2 separate regions of the Homo sapiens genome follow, and region 1 is linked to region 2. The links are chromatin loops, found by intact Hi-C in ENCODE. Cell type or tissue: heart left ventricle. All regions are shown on one strand. Links, peaks and the distances in the headings refer to the core of each region. The heading gives the core; the rest is flanking DNA. Region 1 overlaps ROCK1 (Rho associated coiled-coil containing protein kinase 1). Region 2 holds the start of LOC107985161 (a long non-coding RNA gene).

Region 1 (8,342 bases), core at 308-8,307, 170 kb before region 2:
CTGCAACCGCTGCCTCCCAGGCTCAAGTGATCCTCCGGCCTCAGTCCCCCAAGTAGCTGGGACTACAGGCACGTGCCATCATGCCTGGCTAATTTGTGTATTTTTAGTAGAGACATGGTTTTGCCACGTTGCCCAGGCTGGACTCAAACTCCTGAGCTTAAGCGATCTGCCCAGCGCAGCCTCCCAAAGTGCTGGGATTACAGGTGTGAGCTACTGCACCTGGCTGCCAATCGATTTTCAACAAAGATGCCAAGACCATTTACACAGGAAAGAATAGTCTCTTCAAACAAATGTTGCTGGGACAACTGGATATTAGATGCTCAATATCATTAGTCATTAGGGACAATGAAAATCAAAACAAACAGCAATGGGACAACCACCACATACCCACTAGAGTAACTAACTGAAAAAAAGGAAAATACCAAGTGTTGGCAGGGATATGGAGAAACTGGAATCCTGTACATTGCTGACAGGAATGTAAAATGGTGCAGCCATTGCAGAAAACAGTTTGGAAATTCCTCCAAAGTTACACATAGAATTACAAGATGACTCAGAAATTCCACTCCTAAATATACACCCCTAAAGAATTAAAAACAGGTACTCCAACAAATACTTGTACACAAATGTTGAAGGAGTGCTATTTACAATAGCCAAAAGGTGGAATCAATCCACAGTAATATTCTGTTATATGTATATCATCAACAGATGAATGGCTAAGCAAAATGTGGTAAATACATATAACAGAATATTACTCAGCCACAAATGAATGAACTACTGACACATGCTACAATATAGATGAACCTGTAAAACATTATGCTAAGTGAAAAAAGCCTGACACAAAAGGTCACACATTCTATGATGCCATTTATACGAAATATCCAGAACGGGTAAATTCAGAGACAGAAAGGAAATTGGTGGTTGCCAGGAGATAGTGGAGCGGAGAATAGGGAGGGGCAGCTTAATGGATCCTATTTTGTAGTTTCAAAATGAAATGTTTTGGAACCACATAGAGGAGGTATTTGTGAACATTTTGAATGTAGTAAATGCTGTTGAATTGTATATTTTTAAATGGTTAGCTTTTTGTTACAAGAATTTCACCTTAATTAAAAAATATAGACAGCAAAAGCTGTTAGAAATACAAGGGAGGCTGCCAGGCATGGTGGCTCACGCCTGTAATCCCAGCACTTTGGGAGGCTGAGGCAGGCAGATCACGAGGTCAAGAGATCAAGACATCCTGGCCAACATGGTGAAACCCTGTCTCTACTAAAAATACAAAAATTAGCTGGGCATGGTGGCGCATGCCTGTAGTCCCAGCTACTTGGGAGGCTGAGGCAGGAGAACCACTTGAACCTGGGAGGCAGAGGTTGCAATGAGCCGAGATCATGCCACTGCACTGTAGCCTGGGTGACAGAGTGAGGCTCCGTCTCAAAAAAAAAAAAAGAAAAGAAATACATGGGAGGCTATGAGAAAAAACCCACAATGATAGTGAAAACTTTTAAAACACATTTTAAAATTTGACAGAACAAAGGGACAAAGAATAAATGCAATCTTAGAAAACTGATGGATTACATTAGAAAACGGATCAACTTTTCACCCAAAAAGATGTTTCATACAAAAATCGACAATTTTCAAATGCCCATGTAACAGTGAAATGCAAAAATCATTTATAAACTAAGCCAGAAAAAAAATCATTAAAAGTAGAAATCCCAAAGTAGAAATCTTTTAATAGTTCCTGATCACAATAAGAAATTATTAATTACAAAAAAAATTGTTTCCTACCTCTGTCCATTAAAATCACCTACAAACATTGACCAACCCAACAGTAGTGAGCACCCATAGAATTCAGGTTATAGACCCCGAATGTCATATGCTACAAAAGGAACCGGAGTTCCTAGGCAAATGGGTGATTTCAGGTCTGGGACAAAAAATAATTCTGGAAAATCTATGCATATCAAAAAGCAAGGATGTGATCTAAAACTACTAGGGTAGTGTCTAAACTTAAAGAATTCCTACTAAACTTCATGTGAGCATCATTAAGAATAATGCAAAGGGCTAACATATATTAAATATATTAAAATTCATGAGTTCACAAATATATTTTAAAAATTCACTAATCATCTTTGGAGGATGCCTGGGAAATAACTCACTGTTCCAAAAACTGACAAAGAATTAAGTATTTAACCTGACTTTCTTTTATAAGCTGTACCTCAAAGTAACTACTATATAATTGATGAGGAAATGTTCATCTCTAGAGTAGTATTCCAATTAACAAATGAAGGAAGATGGATAAAAATAGATGATCACCACTGCAAATTCCTAAAGAAACAAAGGACCTAGGCAATGATCATCAATGGCTACTAACACCACAAAAAGATACAGCCAGACTTTATGTTTTTTCATTCGTTTGTTTGTTGTTGTTTTTGAGACAGGGTCTTGTTCTGTTGCCCAGGCTGAAGTACAGTGGCACGATTTCAGCTCACTGCAACCTCCATCTCCTGGGCTCAAGCAATCCTCCACCTGAGCCTCCTAAGTAGCTAGGACTACAGGTGCATGCCACCATACCTCGCTAATTTTTTATTTTTTGTAGAGATGAGGTTTCGTCATGTTGTTCAGGCTGGCCTCAAACTCCTGGGCTCAAGAGATCCACCCACCTCAGCCTCCCAAAGTGTTGGTTTTACAGGTGTGAGCCACTGCACCCAGCCCAGATTTTATGTTTATGTGTCTCCTGGTACCTAAATACTACTTACAAGTATTCTTGACAAAGTCCTACCGAAGTAGATCACATCTCTAGATCTAACGTCTAGTTTAAAGTACTACGGCGGACAGAGCAACATGCTAAATGATACCAGCAGATGAAATCAGTAAAATTCTGAACAGGAGCCACTCACAGGACGAAAAAAACATGGTTTCTTTAACCGAAAACAACAGCAAAAAGAGATTACAAAGAACACAAAAGGGAGGAGGAAAATACAGATTAAAATAAACTTAAGGGACGTATTAATGAAATGCAATGTCCAAACTTTGGATCCAAATTCAAGCAAAATAAATGCAATAAGAACAAATTATGAGACTACTAGAGGAACTTAAGCACTAATTAGATATTTTATAATATTATATAACTGTCACCTATTTTCTACCTTTGATAATGGCATTGTAGTTATGTTTGTCTTTTTAAAAAAGAGTCCCTATCTTTAAGATAATGAAATATTTACAAATTAGGATGTATTTACAAAAGGACAATGTGGTGCCTGATATGAGCTTCAAAATAATTCAGTGTCAGAGGATTGGGAAGGGGAGGTGGAGGTACAAAATGAAACACGACTGGCTACCAAATGAAGGTTTTTGAAGCTTAATGAGTACACAAGAGGTCACTATAGTACAGGTTAGGCATCCTTAATTGGAAAATCCAAAAATCCAAAATGCTCCAAATTCTGAAACTTTTTGAGCACTGACATGACATTCAAGGATTTCAGATTTGGGATACTCAACTGGTAAGTATACATAATGCAAATATTCTCACAAACCACCCAAAATCCAAAATCTGAAGCACTTCTGGTTCCAAGCAAACAATTAAAAAAAACAGAAAAAGACTTTTAAAAATGGTTAATTTAAAAAAATTGATTTTTGCCTTTCAATCTGAAGAATCAGAGATAAACTTACTAGATGAAAGCTTATCAATTCAGTTAAAATTTCAATCCTCCATAACATTTTGATCACTTTCATTAAGCCTCTATAGCCTGAACTTTTGGAAACTTTCCCTATAATCAATTGCAGCCTTACTGTTGCACTAGTCCAGGTACTGGCAAACATCAGGGCTGCAGCCTGTTTCTGTACAGATGTCAAGCTAAGAATGGTTTTTATACTTTAAAAGGTTATAAAAAGTAAAAAATAAAAAAGACTATGCAACAGAGATCATATATGGAGGACATTCAATTAATGAATAACAATCAAGACTCTGCCAGAAGCCCACCATCCCAAACTAAATTTATACTTGAGAGACCTGAAAGTTCTTAAAGACCAGAAAAGACTAATATAAGCATTGTGATTTTTTTAAAAACCCACAATGCACTTTTATATGTATGTTGAAACTCACATAAGTTGTGTGCATTATTTTAGTGTATGTGAGCTTTTATTCACGTTTAAGTTCCAAATTAAACTCTGAAAAAGAATAAACTAACAATAAATCATGCTATAAATTTTCCTTAACTTTTACTGATATCTAAAAAATAGATTCAGTTAAAAACCACTGTTGATAGTACATGGATGATCTCTGCCTCTGAAGCAAGGAGCTTAAAGCTCAGTCAAACACAGATCACAAACTTATAAGAATTTTAGAATTGGAAGGATTTATAGAGGTAACCTATTCTTATCTCCTTGGTTTACAGATAAAGAAGGGAGATGAAGAGACTTTCAAACAGCTAATAAGCTGTATAAAAAGGCCTAGGAAAACAATTTAAGGAAGTCTGTGACTTTCCTATTACATATAAAGTGGTTACTTTCTTAGTTATAATCAGATCTATTTTAAGCCTGGTCCCTGAGAAATATGATTGCACAACACTCCTCAGCTAAGAACCAACAGGAGATTGTATTTTCTGTTTCCTTAGTCACAAAAACTGACCCTGACCTCTCTCCACTGAATTATAGCTAATCATCAAGCCCCAAGGGACCTGAAACTATGTTCCCATCTCTAACTAAGGTTAAAAAGAACTCCTCCCTCCAATTTTTTCCTGAGACATCTGGCAACTTCTATGCATATTTGTTTTGATTAGGTAGTATGGATGCTGCTGCTAACAGGAATAGAAAATAGAAAAATATGTGAGTAGGTAAAGCCAGGAATCTTTTTGAAAACAAACTGAATTTTATTACTATTTAAAAACTGTTCATTTATTCACTTAGTTATACTCAATCTTCTGCCTCTTAGATTCACAAAGACTGTCAATATCTCCAGTTCAAACATTCCCAAGTATCTAACTTTTAATGTGTAATGGGATTTTATTTCTGCAACTGACTTTCTATTACTACCAACGATGCATGAGGAATTCCTAGGTTTTAATAGTGATAATCCTCTTTGCCTGGATTAGTCTCACTTTGAGTAAAACCTTTATGAATTAGGCAAGTTTTTAAATGAAGTTTTTGGTTAATTTGTCTGTAAAACTGAAAAATATCCACATTACATACCCTGCAGGAGTACCTGTGAGGGTGAAGAAATTACAATGTGATACAAATGTGGGCATTATTCTAAAAGAGAAAGAATGCTGGCCTGGTGTGGTGTCTCACACCCATAATGCCAGCACTTTGGGAGGTCGAGGTGGGCGGATCGCTTGAGCTCAGGAGTTTGAGACCAGCCTGGGCAAAATGGTGAAACCCCGTCTCTACAAAAAATGCAAAAATTAGCTGGGCATGGTGGCATGCACCTGTAGTCCCAGCTACTCAGGAGGTTGAGGTGGGAGAATTGCTTGACCTCAGGAGTTCAAGGCTGCAGTGAGCTGTGATCATGCCGCTGCACTCCAGCCTGTGCAACAGAGCAAGTTCCTATCTCAAAAAAACGTAAACAATAAAAAAGAATGCAACCATTTCTGGTTTCACCAAAGTCATTTTCTTTATGAGGGTAATATGATCATAAATATATTAACTTAGACTTAAAAATGGTCAAGATGGTAAATTTTATGTTATATATTTTTAACAATTAAAAATAAAAATTATAAAATATTCCTTCCATTGATAGATGAGTGGATGAACAAAATGTGGTATACACATACCATGGAATATTACTGAGCCCTAAAAAGGAAGGAAAATCTGACACACACAACATGGATAAACCTTGAAGACATTGTGCTAAGTGAAAAAAGCCAGACGCAAAAGGACAAACACTGTATGATTCCACTTATATGATGATGGTTGCATACATTGTGAACTGCATTTAATCCCACTGAACTGTATATATAAAAATGGTTAAAATGTTATAATAAATTTCATGTTACGTATATTTTACCACAATAAGAAAAAATATTACCTTGAAGGTCTCCAATCATCTCAGAATCATGACCTCTGTCTCTTCGTTCAGCTTCTAATATAGCTTGCAGCTGGTAATAATCTTTGTCTGTTTGTGACTTAGAATTCTCTAAAATTCGATTTCTCTCTTGCAACTCTCTGTTCAGGGACTCTAACTGACTAATTGACTTGCTCATCTCTGTGTGACTCTTCCTCAATCTTACAGCTGTGTCCGATTCTGTCCTAAGTAAGTCATTGGCTTCTTCTAGCTATTTAAAAAGAAAGCAAAAAAATAGGTTTCTGACCAAAGTACGATATAATTTAATTATCTACAATTTTTTTAAAAAGGAACCTCATTTGAAACACTTACCTGCTTTTGTAACTGGGACAGCTTCTCATTAGCAAGCTGTGAATTCTGACTGACTTTCTTTAAGTCTTCCAACTGATCCTTTAATGTAGAAACTAGAAAATGAAAGAATAATATATAGAAATTACAACATTTTCATAGGGGAAACATATAAATCCTTTTTTAAAAAAAGACATTTAGTCTTAGGCCATAATAGTCAGCTACATTAGGTCCACTCCCAAAGCCAAATTCCAATTTGGAAGTACCTGCATTTTAAATTCATTAAAAAGTAGAACATTATCTTCTAATACAGAGTGCAAAAAGATTTCTTCTTACTGTTGTAAATCTCAAACTCCTTTATTCCCTTTATAAGATCACTGATAGTATACTTATAAAGCTAGTTTTAATATTATTTATTTTTCAAGAGTTCAATTGCTTGATAATTCAATATCTTAATAAAAATACAAAATTTAAAAGGTACCAAATGGTAGATAGTATAGAATAAGTCCTCCTTTCTCCATTTAGTCATTTTTGCCCCTTCTGAGTCTCCCTTAACTGGCTCTCCTCCCTAATATATATTTAATTTAAGCATATATAGACAAGTACTCTTGTTTTAAACACAAGCAATCCGTTTCTGTCACTTAAAGATCTGTCTTAGAGACTGTTTTATAACCGTATTTAAGGAGATGATTTATTATTTTTTATAAGCCACATAGTATTCTACCATATAGATGTACTAAAATTTATTACAGCATTCATTACCTTTATGTTTCATATATGTATTACATTATGTTTCATATACAGCATTGACTGCATTTTTTTTGTCATTTTAAACAATGCTACAATGAATAGCCTTGTGTATATATCAGTTTGCAGTAGGAGTATGTACGTGAAATAACTTATGGAAGTGAAATTACTGCATCAATGGGAGTAGAAAGGTATTTTAAATATATTTGTAACACAAGCATTAAAACACAAGAAATTCTGGTTTAGAAGTTCTTAGACGCAGCTGCTTGTTAGAAGTACCTAGGGGGCTTGTAAAGAATAATGATACTCAGGCCACATATCTAGACCAATTAAATTAGAATCGCTGGGATTTAGGCATCAGTACTCTTTAAAGCTTCCCAGGAGATTCCAGTATGCACACCATGATGACAATCACTACTCTAGTTAAATGCTACTTACTATTTACTTTAATATGTAATTTAATATTTAATTTAATTACTATTTAATATGTTATAAATTTAACCTGAGACCTGGGTTATTTAGCTTATAAAGTGTCTTAGGATTGTAGCTTCATGTATGTATCATGGACACTAAATTAAAGACAACCTCATGACAGTGTTAGAAATTCTATCATTTTTCAAAAGTAGTGACAATTTACCTTCATTTTCTACATTTCTTCTCTTCTCATTTTCCTGTTCAGCTTTTCTTTGGTACTCATTAATTCTATGCTGTAGCAACATTTTCTCCTTCTCAATCTGAGACACTGTAGATTCTAGATTTCTTCTTTGATTTCCCTGGAATTATAATGATAAAAGTTACCACTGTGATTAATACTCTGGTCATTCATTCAAGTGAGTATTTTGTTCTTAAAAACAAAAAACAAGAAAAAAAAAAAGACAAACACTTAAGATGAATGTTCTGTTTCAAACGCAAATAGTATCTCCTAATACAACTTTCTAAGTAGCTTGCCTTTTAAGAAGACAGTGGGAATCTGTCTTCTGTAGCTGGGACTACAGGGACGCACCACTGCGTCCAGCTAATTTTTCTATTTTTGGTAGAGACGGCTTTTGCCATGTTGGCCAGGCTGGTTTTGAACTCTTGACCTCAGGTGATCCGCCTGCCTCAGCCTCCCAAAGTACTGGGATAACAGGCATGAGCTACTGTGCCCAGCCTAAAATACCCAAATTTTCACAACTTAAAAATGTACCTTTCTGAGTTACCACTATCAGTAAATCTTGTTTTTGATGCTTCACTTTTTAAGACTCCACATTAGGAAACC
Region 2 (8,342 bases), core at 283-8,282:
CCTGGGCAACAGCACAAGACTCTGTCTCAAAAAAAAGAAAAAAAAAAGGAAGAAAAAACAAGCAATCCAATTAAAATGGGAAAAATAATTGAATAGACCCTTCACCAAAAAAGATATATGAACAAGATATAAGCATATAAAAAGTTGTGCAACATCATTAGGCATTAAGGAAAATCAAATTAAAGCTATAATGAGATAGCACTCCATACCTATTATAATGGCAAAAAAAAAAGAAAAAGAAAAAGAAAAAGAAAAAACCCCAAAAAACATGACAATACTAAATGCTGGCCAGGATGCAGAGCAACTGGAACTCTCATGCATTGCTGGTGGGAATACAAAATGTACAGCCATTTTAGAAAATAATTTCATGCTTTTTTATAAAGTTAAACATGTATATGCCGGGTGCAGTGGCTCACGCCGGTAATCCCAGCACTTTGGGAGGCCGAGGCGGGCAGATCACGAAGTCAGGAGATTGAGACCATCCTGGCTAACACGGTGAAACCCCGTCTCTACTAAATATACAAAAAATTAGCCGAGCGTGGTGGCAGGCGCCTGTAGTCCCAGCTACTTGGGAGGCTGAGGCAGGAGAAGGGCGAGAACCCGGGAGGCGGAGCTTGCAGTGAGCTGAGATTGCAGCCACTGCACTCCAGCCTGGGCGACAGAGTGAGACTCTGTCTCAAAACAAAACAAAAATATATTTACCCTATGAACCACCAATCCCAATTCTTAGGTATGTACCCAAGGGAAATCAAGATATGTGTTCATACAAATATCTGAATATAAATTTTTATAGCAGTATGGCTGGGTGCGGTGGCTCACACCTGTAATCCCAGAACTTTGGGAGGCAGAGGCGGGTGGATCACCTGAGGTCAGGAGTTTGAGACCAGTCTGGCAAACATAGTGAAATCCCATCTCTACTAAAAATACAAAAAGTAGCTGGATGTGGTGGTGGGCGCCTGTAATCCTAGCTACTCTGGAGGCTGAGGCAGGAGAATTACTTGAACTTGGGAGGTGAAGGTTGCAGTGAGCTGAGATAGAGCCACTGCACTCCAGCCTGGGTGACAGAGTGAGACTCCATCTCAATAAATAAATAAATAAATTTTTATAGCAGCTTTATTCATAACCAACAATGACTGGAAGCAACCAAGATGTCTTTCAATAGCTGAATCGGTAAATACATCATAGTACATCCATAGAATATCACACAGCAGTAAAAGGGATGGACTAATTTTATATGCAGAAATATAGATGACTATAGGCCAGGCACGGTGGCTCACGCCTGTAATCCCAGCACTTTGGAAGGCCGAGGCAGGTGGATCACAAAGTTGGGAGTTCAAGACCAGCCTGGCCAACATGGTGAAACCCTGTTTCTACTAAAAATACAAAAATTAGCCAGGTGTGGTGGCATGTGCCTGTACTCCCAGCTACTTGGGAGGCTGAGGCAGGAGAATCACTTGAAACCAGGAGGCAGAGGTTGCAGTGAGCCTAGAATGCGCCATTGCACTCCAGCCTGGGCAACAGAGCATCTCAAAAATAAAAAAATTTTAAAAAAAATAAAATGGATGACTATATAAAGCCTTATGCTAAGTGAATAAAACCAGATGCAGAAGGCTATTTATATACATATATATACACACACACATATGTATATATATATACACACATATGTATACTTGTGTGTATATATATATATTTTGGAGACAGGGTTTGCTCTGTCACCCAGGCTGGAGTGCAGTGGCACGATCTCGGCTCACTGCAACCACCACCTCCTGGGTTCAAGCAATTCTCGTGCCTCAGCCTCCTGAGTAGCTGGGACTATAGGCATGAGCCACCATGCCCGGCTAATTTTTGTATTTTTATTAGAGATGGGGTTTCGCCATGTTGGCCAGGCTTGTCTCGAACTCCTGACCTTAGGTGATCTGCTTACCTCAGCCTGCCAAAGTGTTGGGATTACAGGCATGAGCCACTGTGCCCAGCCAGAAGGCTATATATTATATGATTGTATTTATATGACATTCTGGAAAAGATAAAACTATAGAGACCAAAAGCACATCAGTGGTTACTAGGGACTAGGGAGGGAGGGAGGGGTTATCTACAAAAGAGCACAAGGGAACTTTTGAGGATGATGGAAATATTCTGGATACATTCGTCAAGATTCCTACATTGTGCACCTAAAAAGTATTTTACTGTGCCTAGATTATAACTCAGCAAGCCTGACTATGAAAAAAGTAAATGAATAAATGCAGTCTCTAAAGCGAGAGTTTTTCAAATTAGTAAGATATAATCCATCAGTGAGTCAGTTGTGAATTCAATTTAGTGGGTTGTGACTGGCATTTTAAAAAAGTGAAATTGGCTGGCCATTGTGGGGCTCATGCCTGTAATCCCAGCACTTTGGAAGGCCAAGATAGGAGGATTGTTTCAGCCTAGGAGTGTGAAATCAGCCTAGGCAATATGTGAGACCCCAGTCTCTACAAAAAGTAGAAAAAATTTAGCCAGGTATGGTGGCACACACCTGTGGTCCCAGCTAAATGGGAGGCTGAGGTGGGAGGATTGCTTGAGCCCGGGAGGTGGAGGTTGCAGTGAGCTGAGATCGTACCACTGCACTCCAGCCTGGGCGACAGAGAGCGATTCTGCCTCAAAATAAATGCATAAAGTGAAAATAGACTAATATAAGAAATCATTGCACACAGTAAGAGGAATATGGTTAATGAAACATTTGTTTCAGTTTCATATATATGTATATATGTACTATAATAATGTGTCACAAAAAAGAAACCGTCATTCGATCTGTTTTTAATATACGGAATTTAATACAGGAAACTGGTTACACAAATGATAACGCTGAGAAGCCAAATAGGGGAAGGTGAGGCAACCAGAGATTAGCAGCAGCAGAAACCACTAATCCTTTTCGACTAGAGGGACAAAGAGAGGAGGCAGTGTGGTTAGATCCCAGAACTGGACTCATCTAATGACAGGAGGGCCTTTCTGGCTGGAGCTGGAGCCAGGGAGGAGATTTAGCCACTGTCAGAGATGCACCTCGGGCAGAGAAAGGCAAGGAGAATCATCCTAGCTTTTCCATTCTTCCCACTCTCCAGCGTTGTGGCAGGGCCTCGTATCAGTAGGACCCAGCCAGTAATCACTTAACAACATGAGAGCCTCAGAAACACAGCCTGTTGGGATCAGCATACCCATGACATTGCAGCAGAATAGGAAAGGATTTGAGAGCAAACAGGCCAGGGGCCGCCACAGTTGTGAAGTAATATATATTTCTGATTGAGGTTTGGGTTCTAAAAGATTTAAAAGCCATTACCTTAGACGACAAAGCTACCCTCTCAATTTTATGTGGTTCTCTCTACATATTGAAAGAATAAAATCATACTTTTGATCATTAGGGGATAGCAAATTTTGCCCTTTTTAATGTTCTGGTGGAAGGCAGTTTGAACTGAAGAAGTCAGATGGGGAGAATAATCCACTTCTCTCAGTAGTGTTTTGTTTTGTTTTGTTTTGTTTTGTTTTAGAGACAGGGTCTTACTCTGTTGCCCAGGCTGGAGTGCAGTAGCAGGATCACGGCTCACTGCAACCTCTTCTTGGGTTCAAGTGATCCTCCCACTTCAGCCTGTCAAGTAGCTGGGACTAGAGGCACGCACCACCATGCTCAGCTAATTTTTAAGTATTTTTTGTAGAGATGGGGTCTTGCTATGTTGCCCTCCCAAAGTGCTGGAATTATAGGTGTGAGCCACCATGCCCAGACCCTTTTTAGTTTAGGAGTAGTCTTATAAAGCTCTCTTCGTAAAGAAGTTAAAACTTCTAACAGATGCAGGTGAAATATAGGCTAGAAACAACAGAACAGGAAAGAAGTACACAAGCAGCAAATATGTAAGCAAAGGAACCAGATGCTTCTCTCCTTGACTGTGTACAAGGAAACTCATAGTACGTGCTTAAGAATTGGCAAGCTGAGTACCAAATTGCCTCTGCTGGCAGCTATATGTGTGAGAATTCTACAAAATTGCCTGGATCCACAAGGACATCAGCGACCAAAATTCATTTACAGCACCGTATTTCTGACTGGTGGCTATCTGTTACTCTGGTTCCAAAACTCTGACCTTCAATTACTTTAGATTTCTGATCCCATCCCAAGAAATGGCTCCCAAAGCTCCCTCAGCCCTTTACTACCTCCTTGATTTGAGACCAAACCTAATGCTTGATCCCTTGTGCTTGGAAACATCCTAGCACCCACTTTTGGACTTCTACCCTGTACCGACGGTGCACAAACAATGTACTTCAATCTGTTCATTTTCTCTCTGGTCTCTTTCAGTCAACTTTAATACAATTCTGGCAATATCATTTTAAACTCAACTGTATAATTATCAAGAGTTATTTTTAAAGGCAATGAATATTTGTTGGGTGAATGAGTGGATGGATGGATGGATGGATGGATGGATGGATGGATGGATGGATGGATGGATGGATGGATGGTTGGATGGATGGATAGATGAAGGCAATGGAAGTCTCAGTTCTACTTTTCAGCCAGGCTGAGGGGAAGTCCTGAAGCCAGTATCGTGGCTCTTCGTTTAAAGACCACCAGAATGCCATTGCACTGCCATCTAGTGGTAGCATAGCCACATATAGGAAAAGAAATGGCGGAAAAACAAGCCTGAATGCAAAATGAGTGAATGTCATAGCTGTTTCGCAGATTCTGGCTGCTTATAATTGCCTCTCCTCAGTTGACTATCTTTGATAGTAATACCATTTCACCTTGATTGTTTAACACATGTACGAAGAACACCAGCAGGGTTATATAAATAGATTTCACTAGCTCAGCCACCGTATGGTGGGATAGGTACTCACCGGTACAATGATGCCAAAGGTCTGTGTTCCTTTTGAGACAGTCATTGGGCCCATGGTTTTCTAAAGTGTGATAACCAGCTGTTTTCAAAGAGAAGCATGATAACAATGTTATTACTTCCACACTTCAGCTTTAATTTGATGACTTCTTTTAGAGAACATACTTTGTTTCTGGACAAATGGTAGTCTTTTCCTTTATACAGTCTTTTCCTGGATAAGTGATAAATTGGTAGAAACTCTTTATCTCAGAATGAAATTATGTAAAAGCAAAATAAAATAGCTGCAAATTTTAGGCAACCAGGAGTATAAAATGAGGACTTCATGTAATAATAAAACTGTATTATTAATAATAAACGGTATAATTAAGTTATCTTGGCTGAAGGGAGTTGAGATTGAGTCAGGCTGGCCTGAGAGATATGAAAACATCTCCCTAAAGGACTTTATATTTGTTTTTCTTTTTTCCCATTATCATCTTATCTTTATCTTAAAGCCTTGGCATTTCTGTTAGAACAAACACATCACAAAATTTTTTTTCTTGTAATACCACTTGGAAAGATAGCAGTGGTATGTCAGATTCAGACAAATTTGTATGCCCCAAGACATTTTACCACCGATACTCAGGATAGTCCATGAAAGGACCCCATGTAAACCCAAATCTAGAGATCTGGCTCAGAAAAACAGCCACTATTTTCCCCAGAAATGCTAACGGCCTTTGGACCTTTGGCTCAAAGCACCACCTGCCCAGTGCTACCCAGGTAGATAAGCAGGCACAGAGGCCAGCAAACCGTAAGCTGGTGACTGTGGGCAGACCCTTCTCAGCCTCCTTAATCTTAAAAACAAAAAGCTCATCTGGAAAGCAAGGAACATCGATTTGGCACCGTCTGGTCACTGAAAGAACTGCTGCCTCGGGCAAGCAGGGGCTCGGATCAACCCTACAAAGTCCTGTCCTCTAACTCCCAAGTACCTGTGGTGACCGCCTCCTTCCAAAGAGCGAAGGAAGGTTCAGTTCAGAGGATGTTAAGCTTCCTTTGGCTCACACAGCAGACAAGAAATCAGACCCCTTTTACCAAGCAGGCCTGGGGCCCACAGATACCCATGGAAATCGGTATGTATTTCTAAGTCAAAAACTTCCATCCATGTGAGAGAAGATTTGAGTCAACCTCAGCTATCTTTCTTCTTTAGAACTGTCTGCCTCATACTTTGTGGATGCCTACTTTGGAAAGGTGAACCTTGGGCAAGACATTAAGCTCTCTAAGCCTCAATTTTCTCACAGATAAAATGGGGATAGCGGTATTTACCTCAGAGGGTCATTGTGAGACAATACGTGGCAAGCACTGAGTCCAGTGTATAGAACGAATATATAGAATGCATTAAGTGAGCAGAAACTGTAGTTGTTGAGTGCTTCTACACAGACAGAAATGGAAGAATAGCAGGTTCAGGAGAGGAGAAAGAAGAAACGAATACACAGTGCATGTCAACAGGATAACATATAGAGGATTTCTAAAAGCCACCTCCAAGACAAATTCAGGTCCCAGGAGGAACAGACTGTACAATCCTGAGTTTCAAGAAGGATGAACAGATACATCAAAGGTGATGCATGATTTGGAGGCATAAAAGTAAGCAATGTCTTCACAATACTACACATCCAGAGAAACACAAATGCAGCGTCATCTGTGGACACGGTCCTCCTGTTAACTCCATACAAGATCAGCCCTCCATCTGCAGGTGTCATAGCTTCCTCAACAATTAGTTCCCAAGTCCTATAAAATACCCAACCAAAAAATTGTAGATCTTTCATCTTTTAGGGAAATTTTTAATTGTAAATTTAGGATTCCACCATTTATTTAAAGCAAAGTCACTAGTAGCTGAGGGTGGTGGCACACGTGGGTGGTACCAGCTACTCAGGAAGTGGAGGCGGGAGGATCACTTGAGCAGCCCAGAAGTAGGAGGCTGCAGTGAGCTATGATCACACCACTCCATTCTGGCCTGGGTGACAGACTGAGACCCCATGTCTTTAAAAAAAAAAAAAAAAAAAAAGCAAAAAGCAAAGCCACTATATTAGTGTAAGGAGGGCGTGCCTGCTTCCTTACAGATGATATCACATGTGTTCTTGTTTACTTATTTATTTAACTTAATTTTTTTTTAGATAGAACCTTGCCCTGTCACCCAGGTTGGAGTGTAGTGGCACAATCTCAGCTCACTGCAACCTCTGCCTCTTGGGTTCAAGTGATTCTCCTGCCTCAGCCTCCCCAGTAGCTGAGACTACAGGCACTCACCAGCATGCTTGGCTAATTTTTGTAGTTTTGGTAAAGATGTGGTTTCATCGCGTTGGCCAGGCTGGTCTCGAGCTCCTGAGCTCAAGTGATGTGCCTGCCTCGGCCTCCCAAAGTGCTGGGATTACAGACATTAGCCACTGCGTCCTGCCAATATCACACATGTTCTGAGATGAAAACCAGAATGGCTTTCTTGTCTGGGTTCCTGACTGCTCCTTAGCTTTGAGTTCTTCTAGTTTCTTCTCACAGAGACTCATGAAGTAATCATCTGGTTCAATCCCTGCATTCTTCAAATTTTCCAGGAATTTTTCCAGTGTGTCCACTGATCTGGCTTCCTCAATCTTTCTTGTGCTCAGGTAGAGTGAACTCCTAGAAATCCAGGTGCTTACAAGTGTCCACAGAGGAGATATTTCTGACATCACTAATTCTATCCAAACAAGGAAAAAACATCAGTTCTGACAACTTCTCTAGGTCCCAGAGGCTCACTTGGAATCCAATTAACTAGGACTAGAAGCCAGTGCCTCCACTGGGTATCACAAAGGCCCCTAGTGGCATTAGTTCTGTAGAAACTGGGCTTCTACAGGCCAGGATCACCTCATAAAGGTGTGAGGGGACTGCCATCTTGTCTCACCGATCATCTGGTACCTCTTTTCTTTCCATCACTTCTAGTCTGCGGTAAGGTCAAAGGCCAAGATACTACCCAAATATCTTCAAACCTCCCTGTCAGTTCTCAACAGAACATTTCTATTCTGTTTCAACATCCAGAATTATTATGAAATCCCAAGGCACAATAGTAGAAAGGTAAAAGGTTTCAGCTTTACTTGAACATTTGTTATTTCCAGCTGGAGCCGTGTGTCCTCAGGACTACCTGCTTCCAACATGGTCCTCGCTGAAGGCAGTGAAGGTTGGAGGGATATTGGGACCAGGCTTAAATATACAATGTTTTCTGTCTGCATCACCTTGTCTCTGTTCCAGTTAAAGGGAATCCAAATTGTCCCCAGAGCCTTTTCTGCAGATTCATCCAGCCCCCTCACTGCCACCACTGCCTCAGCACCCTGACTCCAGAGGAACTGCAGGGCTGTGAGCCGACTCCCATGGTGCCCACTATAGCCCTGACCGTGCAGCCACTCCAAAAACACCAGGCGCCTCTGAGGTGGGAAGTAATACCCTCGGCAGTTATCTGACCCAAAGTACCACATATTTGCTTTATTTATTTATTTATTT

What was found. A loop is a pair of places that touch in the nucleus more often than their neighbours do. Peaks named below come from ENCODE experiments on the same cell type or tissue, not always from the same donor. Only the 100,000 strongest peaks of a DNase experiment are listed, where the experiment ranks them.
Region 1: it touches region 2 in a loop (3-fold over the local background); 18 of 110 quality-filtered maps call a loop at or near these places.

The regions. Positions count from the first base shown.
Region 1 is chr18:21,000,338-21,008,679 of GRCh38, forward strand. It overlaps ROCK1 (Rho associated coiled-coil containing protein kinase 1), which reads right to left. Exons shown (of 33, transcript NM_005406.3): 14 at 7,722-7,857; 15 at 6,362-6,453; 16 at 6,014-6,260. Among named protein-coding and RNA genes, the nearest start is that of ROCK1, 110 kb to the right of the region's middle. In heart left ventricle, for the core only: a CTCF peak has its summit at 3,359 (motif pointing right); no DNase peak of the experiment used is centred there; H3K27ac peaks cover 1,882 bases.
Region 2 is chr18:21,175,203-21,183,544 of GRCh38, forward strand. LOC107985161 (a long non-coding RNA gene) reads right to left here and starts at 5,131. Exons shown (of 3, transcript XR_001753365.2): 1 at 5,010-5,131; 2 at 4,849-4,926. It also overlaps the pseudogene EXOGP1. In heart left ventricle, for the core only: CTCF peaks have their summits at 4,607 (motif pointing left) and 4,809; no DNase peak of the experiment used is centred there.